Regions from separate parts of the Homo sapiens genome. Here all the other regions are linked to region 4. The links are chromatin contacts, found by Hi-C or POLR2A ChIA-PET in ENCODE. All regions are on one chromosome and are shown on one strand. The core of a region is the stretch at or near the end of the contact, and the rest is flanking DNA. Distances in the headings are between cores, read along the strand shown. Region 1 holds the start of TBCCD1 (TBCC domain containing 1). Region 2 holds the start of GNB4 (G protein subunit beta 4). Region 3 holds the start of ZMAT3 (zinc finger matrin-type 3). Region 4 holds the start of ATP11B (ATPase phospholipid transporting 11B (putative)).

Region 1 (3,052 bases), core at 70-2,569, 3.8 Mb after region 4:
CTAAGAAAACTGTGCTTCTCTCTTTTTTTTTTTTTTGAGACGGAGTCTCGCTCTGTTGCCCAGGCTGGAGTGCAATAGCTCGATCTCGGCTCATTGCAACCTCCACCTCCCAGGTTCAAACGATTCTCCTGCCTCAGCCTCTCAAGTAGCTGGGATTACAGGCTCCCGCCACCACGCCAGGCTAATTTTTGTATTTTTTTAGTACAGACAGGGTTTCACCATGTTGGCCAGGCTGGTCTTGAACTCCCTGACCTCAGGTGATCCGCCTGCCTTGGCCTTCCAAAGTGCTGGGATTACAGGCGTGACCCACCGCACCCGGCCTGCCAACTGTGCCTCTCTCGAGAATCATCTGTTCGGAAAAATAACTGACATCAATCGAGTGCTTACTATGTACCAGGTATCATGCTCATGATTTTGCATACTTCACCTCCTTTCATCCTCACAACCACCTGGAGATACAGTACTTAAGACTGTACACATTTTCGATGAAAAAAAAATGAGGCTTAGCGAAGTTAAGGGATTTCCCTAAGGACACCTACTTAGCTGGCACAGCTCTAGATTAGGATTCAGGTCTGACTTGAGAACTGCATTACTATAAATGTACTCTAGGAATCCAGTTTTGGGAGAATCTCTTAAAAACGGGAGTGGATCCAGAAGAGAATTTCCAGAATAAAGAGTCTTAGACAGGAAGCCAGGTGAAAGAACCAGGGAGAGTAAACTCAAAAGAAGGGCGTGGAAGGGCAAAAGGCAGCTGTCTTCCAATGTGGAGAGACTGGAGTCGTTTTGAGTAAAACCAGACGATAAAAGTTAGGCGAGGAAGACCTCGGTTCTCTCCAAAATGTAAAGAGGCTGCTCTGTGAGGTACTGAGCCCCTGTCAACAGCCAGATCCCAGAGATGAGCCCTCCATTCTAACTCCGAGAATCGAGAGGGCTCAATCCGTAAACAAACATAAACTGGGGCTCTGACCCTGGCGGTGCCCTGAGGTTAAGGTTTTTCAGGTCGGGAGATCGGCGTGGGTCCAAGGCGGCTGTCCTGGGGCTTCGCCGCCACCTTGGACGCGATCCGGGGTGGGACTCTGCGTGGGCCGCCCCAGCGTCGCGACCGGACTTCAGGAACACAGACGCTCACGCTGACAGGGTCGGTAGCTGACCCGAGACGCGGTAAGCGCGAAGGCAGCCTCCTCGACCCAAGCCTGAAGCCTGACTAACCCACACCGCCCTCCCCGGCGCACCCAGTGCGCGGTTACCTGCTAATGCAGGCGCCGCTCCGCCGCACTTCTCCGCGCGCCGCCGCGCCCGGCGTCCGCTCGCTGGGCCCGCCCCTCACCCTCCTCCGCGCGCCGCTGCCGTGCCCACTGCGCAAGCGCGAGGCCCCGCACCACCGAGACCTGGCGGACCCCGTTGCTAGAGCGGCAGATTGCGGCTCAAGCGTCTGAGAAAATCTAGGCTGGGGTCGAGAGTCCGCAACAGTGGCACCTGGAGCCAGACCCACCGCTTTCTGGTGTCGCGCCTTTCAACCCGGGGGGGTAGGAAGCTTTCTGTTGCTCCGCATAACTGTGGTCAGCTAATAGCTGCTGGTAAGATCAGCACGCTTTCATCAGAAATGCTACTAATACTAATGGCAGTTTGCATTTATAGAGCACTTACTATGGTCTCAGCACTGTGTAAAGCAACTTTATGTGTATTTCCTAAGTCTTGTCAAGAGCCCTTTAAGTACATTCGTTTTACTGATGAAGAAACTAGGGCCTAGAAAGGTGAAAATAACACAACCCTAAGGTCACACAAGAGATGGAGCCAAGATTCAAGCCCAGGGCGTCTGAAGCAAGACTGGCACTCCCTGCCGCCCCTCGGTGTCAGCTCCTTAACTCTGTTAGCTTTCCTGCCGTGTTTCCACCTTCATGAAGCTTTTTCAGATTACCGGGCAGAAGCCATCACTCCTTCCTTTAAACTTCCATTTCAGAATTTCTGGACATTTCCTGCTTTTTTTAGTTCCTTTATGGCCTCTCTAGGTGTGATAGATACAAAGGTAAATTAGACCGTAAAATGCAATTTAGTTCCTCTTTTGTGTGGCCATTGTCCCTACTGGGTATCTTCCTGAAAGCAGGGGCTTCAAATTTACACATACCTGGGTTAGGATCCAGGCTGCACCACTTATTAGCTCAGTGACCCTGCTGTTACTTGTTGAGTACCACTGTGTGTCTGGCACAGTGGTACGCACTAGAATGACAGAAGTGAACAAAACAGACAAGGTCCTTGCTTTCTTGGAGTGTATAACAGGGAGAATAGACAATACATATTAAGGAATAAAATAAGATAATTTCAAATAGTGAAAAATGCTATGAAAATTGGGGCGGGGGGTCAGGGAAGGCCACTTTGTGGTGCCAAATTTGAGCTGAGGCCTGAAGAGTAAGAAGCCAGCCATACAATGATCACCATCCCAGTAACTTTGACTCAAAAGTACTTCAGCACCTACTCCATGCCAGGCACTGTTCTAAGGTGCTCTTTTATACAGCTGTGAACAGAACAATATAGATTCATGCTCTCATGAAACTGGCATTTCAGTGTGTAAGTCTAGGGACCAGGGATGAAAAAAATAGGAGGCCGGGCGTGGTGGCTCATGCCTATAATCCCAGCAGTTTGGGAGGCTGAGGCGGGTGGATCACTTGAGGTCAGGAGTTCGAGACCAGCCTGGCCAACATGGTTAAACCCAGTCTCTACTAAAAATACAAAAAAATTAGACGGACATGGTGGTGTGCGCCTGTAGTCCCAGCTACTCGGGAGGCTGAGGCAGGAGAATCGCTTGAACCCAGGAGGCGGAGGTTGCAGTGAGCCAAGATCACGCTACTGCTCTCCAGCCTGGGCGACAGAGCGAGACTCTGTCTCAGGAAAAAAAAAGAAATAAAGAAAAGAAAACAGGGTGGTGTAAGAGTAAGGAACTCAGTAGGGGCTAATTTTGATTAATTGGTCAGGGAAAGTCCTCCCTGAGGTGGCGACCTTTAAGCTGATATATGAGTTAAAGAAGGAATCACCCATGCTAGCACATGAGGGAGAG
Region 2 (2,700 bases), core at 162-2,661, 3.3 Mb before region 4:
TTTTATAAATGTATATACAGAGGGTTGACAACGTTCAATAAGATGATATTTTAAAAGTTTCTATTTCAGTTTCAAATTCATCTACAAACCAAAATGCAACATGGAAAATCTTAAAATGTCTTTAAGCCACATACTGAAATATACAGTAAATTTTCAGAGCCTAGGATCAGTAGTAAACCAAAAGCCCCAAACTGAAGAGTATTAAAATGAACAATGGCAGAGACTCGAAGCACACAATTTTGAATGCACCTAATCAGCCGTCCTCCTCTCCGACTAGAAATAACTTCCCTCCCATCTTAAATTAAGTAGCGTGTGTTCTGTCTCTGTCCTAGAAGATGTACTTAATGGTCATAAACTCTGTTTGCAACACTGAGACGGACTCATAATAAAAGTTCTAATCAACAATTAAATTTTGAACGTTTTAAGAAAACTTCCCGCTAAGCCACACGCCAAGCTACTTTGTCGGTGGCTGAGAGGGAGAAAGATGCATCCTTATCCTTTATGGAAAGAGAAAGGGAAGGAGTGGGAGAAAAGGGAACACAAGGAGACGAAAAATAACAAAGTATTGCTTGTATAAACAAATGAAAGCCTGGTTTCAAACTTTTGAAAATTCAACGTTCCCTTAGCGAATAGCAATACATATCAAAGTATATGGCAATCATCTGTGTTCTGAAGCAGAAAAAGGTGGAGAGAAAAGCAAAACACTTTTTATTGTACTGAACTCACAAGTATTCAAAATTCATCAATCCCCTCCCATCCCCAAACTCTGGACATTATATCATTTCCAAAATAAATCTGAAACAAAACCATTGGACTAATTTTGGACTCAGCGTAGAACTTTTATGAGTCTTCCAAGCACTCTCCACCCAACAGCCCTGCTGGGCAGTCCCGAATACCCGTTATTTTGGGGGCACGCACGGGCTCGTGCTCTGAGTTCCTGGAAGGAGGCCTCGGGGAGTGACGAGAAACCAGGGGGGTCTGCAGGACTTGGACCGCCGACCGTTCCTCGCTCCCCGGGGCGAGCGGTCTGGACCGCCCGGGAAGTGCCTGCGCCGGCGGTCGTGGGGCCAGTTCCCGCGTGGCAGCTGGGCGCGACACAGGCGCGCCCTCCTCGTCCCTCCCGGGCAGCGTCGGCCGCCCGAGCCCGGGGAGACCCGCCCCGCCCCGCGCCGTCACCCGGGCCCCGTTCCGCAGGGGTGGCTCGCGGCGCCCCACGTCCCTGCGAGAAGCCCGGGATCGCTTCGCGGGGCGCACCGACGAGCCGCCGCTCGCGAGCTCGCCGCCTACCTGGAGGGAGCTCAGGCCCGCGTCGACCGCGCGCTGCCGGTGTCCGCTGGGCGCTCAGCAGCCCCTGGAGCGCGGAGCCGGCGTGGAGAGCGCAGCTCACAGCCGAGACCAGAGCCGCCGGCCACACCCAGTCCCGCACCTCCCAGCAGCCAACTCCGCGGCGCGCCGGAGCCGGGGCGGGGACGTGGCTGGAGGCGCGAGGCGCGAGGCACGAGGCGCGCGGGCCCGGCGGGGACGTGCCGGGGACGCGCAGACCCTCGGAGCGCGCGCAGCCCGGGCGGGGGGCGAAGGGAGCGGGCGCCGCGCGCAGCTTCTGCTTCCTATTTTCTCTCTCGTTTCCTGCCAGAAGGAGAAGAAAAACATTCATTCCCGGGCAGTTTCGTTTTCTTGTTGGTGTGGCGCCGGGGCACGCTGCTAAGTAGCGCCCGTCTAAGTGGCGTGGCCAGTTTCCTTTCCGGCGCTGACAGGCGCCAGTTTGCTTGTTAGCAGGATCGAAGGGCAGAGCTAGAAGACCCCAAAGGCCCCATTTAGGTTTCCCATTCTGGAATTCTAAATGTCAGAAAGTAAACTGAAGCCCAGAGTTGCACAACCTTGCGTTGCAGTCCCCGCTCTTCCATCACTAGTTGTAGGACCGTGTACCGTCTCGGGCCTAAGTTTCGTCATCGCCAAAATAAAGATACTGATACCTGCCTCATAAAGGTGCTAAGCATATTAAATGAAGTGATGTTTGCACGAAGCCTGCCTCCAAATAAATGGCCAATACTTGGAAGTTATTGTTCCTATTGTCATTGATAAAACTGGAAGGCCTTCCAGATATCCCTGCCAAGTCGCTCTTCTCTGCATGAGTTAAACACCACATGCATCTCAATCGAGTTTTTTTTTTTTTCACATTTATCTGGGTGTTTTATGTTTAAAATGTCATAAAATAAATGCATCTATCCAATTTGCTTCCTCTGAAGTCAGTACCGCCTGGGAGCATTTTTCCTCTCCCCACCCCCATTTTTCTTCTGAGTTAATTCCAGTTTGACAGACTGTTGCTATAGCATTCCTTCTCTGACGTCAAACAATTTAAAGAAACAGCCCTGGGTAGCGAAAACTGCAGAGGAGTTCTTTGTGGAGTTTCTGTGCCGGAGAAATGTTCGAACAATATCATCAGATAACTTTAACAACCCCTCAGCCTTCCAATCCTCCTTCTGTAGCTGCTTCCCACTATCACCTGGAATAAATCTATTAGTCCCTTGAAAGAGGTGATGCCATGATAAACACACCCTGTTTGTGACTGTGGGGAAAATGTGACCGTTTTGTATAAAAGCCAGGCCGTGACAAAAATAGAAGCAGCTGTTTCTATTTTCTTTATCCACAGATAAAGAAACTGTGGATAATTTTTCCCCCAAAATTTTCATTTTTACTAAT
Region 3 (2,727 bases), core at 117-2,616, 3.7 Mb before region 4:
TGTTATATTTAACAATCAACACAATGTCGACTCCTCAAAAAAATCTATGTATGACAATTGCATCAAATATTAGTACATTTGCAAACAAAAATTAGTATAAAATATAAATCTTAAAATGAATAAAACCAAGTCTTCAGTGAATGCATGAATGATGGAATACAGAGACCCAAAACATGCAACTCAGATCTGTTCAACTGTTGCATTGGTTTAAAAGGGACTAATTTGAAGACTGGCATAAATATTCTTCAAATCTTAAAAACCAGTCACTTTGATGCTTGCGATGGCATAAATGAAGGATTTATGCTGGTTAATGTCCTGGTTTGGAAAGGAGCTAAGACGACATTAAAGAAAATCAAAGCTTCACAAGGTACCCTGTTTAAAGAAAATTAATTGTCATAGCATACTTAGTTTTAATGATTGGACTGGGGCCTACTCTTCACATACTGTGTTAAAGACAATCTCTTGTCTCATTTGGAGAAATCTACAGAGGAAAGAGAATAGAATAAAGGAACAGGTTAGGAGCACCTCAGCAAACTAGGTAAGTCTGTAATTGGGAATTCTGGAAATGAGGGAAAGGCAGCGAGCATTACTCAGAGGTCATCAGAACGCAGCAAGAAGGAATGAGAGGGAGAAAAGTTAAAAAAAATAATAATAATAATCACTTGAGGCAAGGTGTATCCTATAAAGAAGGCTCAAAAGAACGCAGAAAACTGGGGAAGAGGCCTTGGTGAATTGGCGAATGTTTTTCAGTCTCCGCTGTGACGGTTCCTAATCCTAGAGAACTGTTTACAGATTTGAATCAAAGCTACAGACAGTTCAGCGTCGCCCACATCCACCTTACATTCCTAAGATGTGCATGCATACACACGAACCCACACACGCACCTCAACCCGGTATGGATGCCATCACGAAGGATGGAATCCCCCGACTCCCACGGGGCGGGGGCAACTGAGAGGGCCAAGGCAGCTGCACGCACAGATGATCCACCTGGTCCACGTGAAATGCCTGAAACAAGCAAACTGATAAATAGAAGCAGCGCAAGCCCTGTCACGTGGAGGGCAGATGGAAAGAGCATCGGAAAGGAACCGCTAGTCCCCGGCGCTCCAGGGGCTCGTCCTGAAAGCTCCGCGGCTCCCAATCGCCCGCACTTACCGGAACCCCCGGGACGCGCCGGCAGTCTCCGCGCCGCGTCCGCCCGGGACGCCCGCGACGCCCGCCCTGCGCGCCCGGCTCGGCCCAGCTCGACCCAGCCTCTTCTCGGAGCAACTTTCTCCGCCGGCCGCCGCCGAGCCCCCTCCGCAGCCGAAGGCTGACTGTCAAAAGTCAGTCCAACCCGACCCACAGGGAAACAGCTGCAGGAAGTGACTGCGGAACCGGGAGGCGGTGGAGGAGGAGACTGAGGGCGCCGGCTCGGCGTCGCCACTGCGCATGTGCTTGGCGGAGCAGGCCCGGCAGCGGTGGCAGCGGTAGCAGTGGCGGCTCCCGCATCCCCGGCGGGCGGCGCGTGGGTCAGGTGCCCTGGCCGCGAGCGCAGGGGCGCGGGGTTAGGCCGGCGTGGGGAACAAAGGCACGAGTGAGAGGCGGGAGGGTCCCGCCGCCAATCTCAGCAGACAGCCCCGAAGAGCAGTTCAGCAGATGCCCTGGAAAGTTAATCCTTGGTAGAAGCCTGGGCAGAGCTTTTGCAACTTTCATCTCCAGTCATTGGGATCCAAACATTGTTCATTCTGTTCCTCCCTTAGCCTGCTGGTTGGCGGTTAAGGCGGCTGAGTGGATCCTTTAAACTGCTGCAACAGAACCTTTAAACTGCTGCTCTCCCCACTTCCGCCCCAGGATGGAGGAAGAAGAGCGTGGCTGCCTGCCCAGTATCGGCCTCCCTCACACAAAACGCCCCCACCCACCCACACACACACCTTCCCTCCCCTACACGAAAGTGAGCAGGAGATAGAGGAGACTTTCTCCTGACCCCCAGAGGCTCACCTGCAAGACAGGAAGGACCAGGAAAAGAGTGGCCAACGCTAGGATGTCACATCCTTCATAACCAACCTGGACATCTTCAATGTTAACACTGAGTGATGAGCTGAGGAAATTCCGGCTCTAAACTTATAGCGTAAATTAACTCGTATGAAGATCTGCTGGGGTATTATTTTTGTGTGTGGCAAACGATAACAAATATACTACTTTAAGAGTACAGGCCGGGCGCGGTGGCTCACGCCTGTAATCCCAACACTTTGGGAGGCCGAGGCGGGTGGATCACGGGGTCAGGAGATCGAGACCATCCTGGCTAACACGGTGAAACCCAATCTCTACTAAAAATACAAAAATATTAGCCAGGCGTGGTGGTGGGCGCCTGTAGTCCCAGCTACTCGGGAGGCTGAGGCAGGAGAATGGCGTGAACCCGGGAGGCGGAGCTTGCAGTGAGCCGAGATCGCGCCGCTGCACTCCAGCCTGGGTGACAGAGCGAGACTCCGTCTCAAAAAAAAAAAAAAAAAAAGTACAGTTCAGTGGCATTAAGTACATTTGCATTATTGTGTGGTTATTTTTTAAAACACGAATTAAAATGCCAAGGAGATCTAAGTATAGTAAGATGTGCCCTATTAGTAGGGAAACAACTGCAGGAAATCAAGGCTGTTTCTTTGGCTGAAAAATGCACCAATCCAATACCAACAACAACAAACCATAAAAGACTTCATAAGTACAATGAATATGAAGTACAAACATATACACACA
Region 4 (2,700 bases), core at 100-2,599:
TTGAGGATGCATATTCAACGACCTGCCTAGTCATGCTAATCTCATTTAGATTTGTTCTTGCTTAATTTTTTTTTTTTTTTTTTTTTTTTGAGACGGAGTCTCCTTCTGCCGCCCAGGCTGGAGTGCAGTGGCGCCATCTCGGCTCACTGCAAGCTCTGCCTCCCGGGTTCACGTCATTCTCCTGCCTCAGCCTCCCGAGTAGCTGGGACTACAGGCGACCGCCACCACGCTCGGCTAATGTTTTGTATTTTTTAGTAGAGATGGGGTTTCGCCATGTTAGCCAGGAAGGTCTCGATCTCCTGACCTCGTGATCCACCCGCCTCGGCCTCCCAAAGTGCTGGGATTACATGGGATTACAGGCGTGAGCCACCGCGCCCGGCCGCTTAATTTTTTTTTTTTTAACCACAAACGTCTGTCGGTGAAGTGTGCTTTAATTCAGCAAAAATACAGCATTCAATACATATACATAACACAATATGTATACGGGGCTGCTTTTAAACAACGCCAAACCTTTAAGTCAAAGCCTTGTTCCAGTTGCTTGTATATTCCTTCTGAGCTTGTCATCCACACACTTTTTTAACCTAGGTCAAGTTACTGCTACGGGTGTTTTTGATTGCAGAAGTTTGGCAGTTAGCAGTAAAGAACTACCTTTTTATACAAATTATCTTCCCCTGAACCTGTCCAATTTAGCACACGGCAAGACAGAATATCTCATCCATTCGCCTAGAAACACGGGTCCAGGCTGTACCAGGCTCAGGGGACTTGCAACGCTTTCGAATCACTTAATGGGTGTGATCAAGATTTCCCTAGCCCCGTCTCAGCCATTTGCTAAAGAAGAGGCCTGACTTGTGTTGAGACGAAAGCTCTTACAGCTTGATGGAACCCAAACTGGGACTTCTGGGGGGATTAACTTTCAGTCACATACGTTCAGGACTGTGCGTATGCGTGTCGGGAGACGCGTGAACCAAAGAAGCCACAGAGCCCGAAAAAGACCTGCAACAGGAGGTAGAGACCGAGGAATCGGCCCCAAGCTGCAGACTCCGGAGATGGCCAGACCCACAGACACGACTTAATCCCACTCCCAGAACGGGGAGGAGGGTGGCAGTGGACAGAAACAGCGTTCGAGAACCCGGCACCTTTCCACGCTCGCTTCTTCCCGGACCCACAACACAGAAACCCCCCAACTCGGAACGGCGGCGGGGCGCGCCAGGCCCCCCTCGGTCCGCGCACCCCCTTTCGTCACGTCCGGGGGCGGGCCGGGGCGCCGGGGGCGGTCCCGGGTGGAGCCGGGGGGCCGGGCGGGGCGGGGCGGGGGTGGGGTTGCGGGGGTGCTTTGGGTGACAACGGTCAATAATGAAGGTGGCTGCGGCGCGGCGGCAGGCTCAGCTGCGCCGGGCGGGGGCGGCGCCGGGGCCGCGCCTGTAGGACTCGGGGCCGACGCCGCGGGATGGGGACGCGGCGCGGGGAGTGAGGCAGTGGCGGCGGCGGCGGTAAGCGGAACTTCGGCCCGAGGGGCTCGCCCGCTCCCGCCTCTGTCTTGTCGGCCTCCACCTGCAGCCCCGCGGCCCCCGCGCCCCGCGGGACCCGGACGGCGACGACGGGGGAATGTGGCGCTGGATCCGGCAGCAGCTGGTAGGTGCCCCCGCCCCTCCACCTCCATTCGTCCGCCCCCGCGGGGCCTCTCGGCCCGGGGTGGCGGGGAAAGGCCGGCGGCGCGGAGCCGGGAGGCCAGGGCGTGGGCGCCCGGCTAGGCCGCAGCGGAGACGGGCGCGGGGCCCAGAGCCGGAGAAGCCCCGTGCGGCTCCCGGGCTCGTCTCGCCTCCAAGCCCGGGCCGCCGAGGCTGGCGCCGAGCGGCCGGAGGCGGCCGCTTCTAGCCGGCGCTTCTCCGTTACTTCTTCCCCCTTGCCGCTCCGGGGCTGCTGTGGCCAGAGGCGGGAGTCCCGAGCGGGGTGGCGGTGCCCCCAGAGGAAACAGGGCGAGGGAGCTGAGCGAGAGTAGGTCTTGGGGAGATGAGAGAGGCGTGCTCTTCCTGCCTCGAACAATTTGGGACGTGTTTGGGTGAAGGGGAAGCGAAGAACCTGTCTTCTGCCCCCACTCGTCACGGACTTCTGGAAGCGTGTCACGATCCAGAGCTGTGTTGATTCCCGAGGAGGAGGCTGTCGTAGGTGTCTAGCCCCCTCAGCGAGAGACGTTTCTCCCCAGGACCTGGAAAGGGGAAAGACTGTGCCAGCTGCCGGTCTAGCTTCGGAAACGATACGTATTGTACGATAGTTACGAACGATACGTACTGTCGTTTCCTTCCTACCTCGTCCTCACCCCACCCCGAGTGAAACTTTTCGAGTGTGAACCTTACTTTTTTCCCGTTCTCCTCAAGGCAGTTTGAACGACACAGGTTTGGAAGGAATAGTTAACTCTCCAGTATTATTGGAACATCTGGACACCACCAACAAAAAATCTTAGAAAAGGGTCATTTAAGGCCTATAAAAAGTGCCACCTTTCCCAGAATTAATTCAGAGAGAAAAATCTTATCTGCCTCCTGGCAGCTACAGCGCAGAAAGTACAGCATTAAGGCAGCTGTGACAATTAGGACAGAAATTGCCCCTGGCTGAAGAAGCCTAACCTTATCTGTGTGATGAGGCCGGTTACTATTTAATTTCTAAATCGCATTAACTTAATGCTTCTACAAGTTGGCGTTTTCA

What was found. Hi-C counts contacts between places; a loop is a spot of excess contacts on that map. ChIA-PET counts read pairs that join two places held with the same protein, here RNA polymerase II (POLR2A). Pooled maps may share reads with other maps.
Region 1: a pooled map shows a loop between it and region 4 (13-fold over the local background). The contact joins the promoter of TBCCD1 here to the promoter of ATP11B in region 4. A Hi-C loop is called at or near these places in 2 of 168 maps with a recorded cell type or tissue (both naive thymus-derived CD4-positive, alpha-beta T cell), 1 of 37 single-sample maps with no recorded cell type and 12 of 50 pooled maps. POLR2A ChIA-PET finds 5 or more read pairs at or near these places in 1 of 52 experiments (CD8-positive, alpha-beta T cell).
Region 2: a loop to region 4 is called in a pooled map, with 2.8 times the contacts of the local background. The contact joins the promoter of GNB4 here to the promoter of ATP11B in region 4. A Hi-C loop is called at or near these places in 4 of 50 pooled maps.
Region 3: a loop to region 4 is called in a pooled map, with 5 times the contacts of the local background. The contact joins the promoter of ZMAT3 here to the promoter of ATP11B in region 4. A Hi-C loop is called at or near these places in 5 of 50 pooled maps.

What each region holds. Positions count from the first base shown.
Region 1 is chr3:186,566,020-186,569,071 of GRCh38, forward strand. It overlaps TBCCD1 (TBCC domain containing 1), which reads right to left and starts at 1,320. Exons shown (of 8, transcript NM_018138.5): 1 at 1,248-1,320. RefSeq lists a silencer at 1,224-1,513.
Region 2 is chr3:179,450,059-179,452,758 of GRCh38, forward strand. GNB4 (G protein subunit beta 4) reads right to left here and starts at 1,412. Exons shown (of 10, transcript NM_021629.4): 1 at 1,288-1,412. It also overlaps the pseudogene RPL29P34. RefSeq lists silencers at 983-1,392, 1,433-1,582.
Region 3 is chr3:179,070,443-179,073,169 of GRCh38, forward strand. ZMAT3 (zinc finger matrin-type 3) reads right to left here and starts at 1,367. Exons shown (of 6, transcript NM_022470.4): 1 at 1,153-1,367. RefSeq lists silencers at 1,094-1,243, 1,384-1,793.
Region 4 is chr3:182,792,155-182,794,854 of GRCh38, forward strand. It overlaps ATP11B (ATPase phospholipid transporting 11B (putative)), which reads left to right and starts at 1,350. Exons shown (of 30, transcript NM_014616.3): 1 at 1,350-1,632. The coding sequence starts at 1,606. ATP11B-DT (ATP11B divergent transcript) reads right to left here and starts at 1,210. Exons shown (of 3, transcript NR_187316.1): 1 at 926-1,210. RefSeq lists a silencer at 1,185-1,934.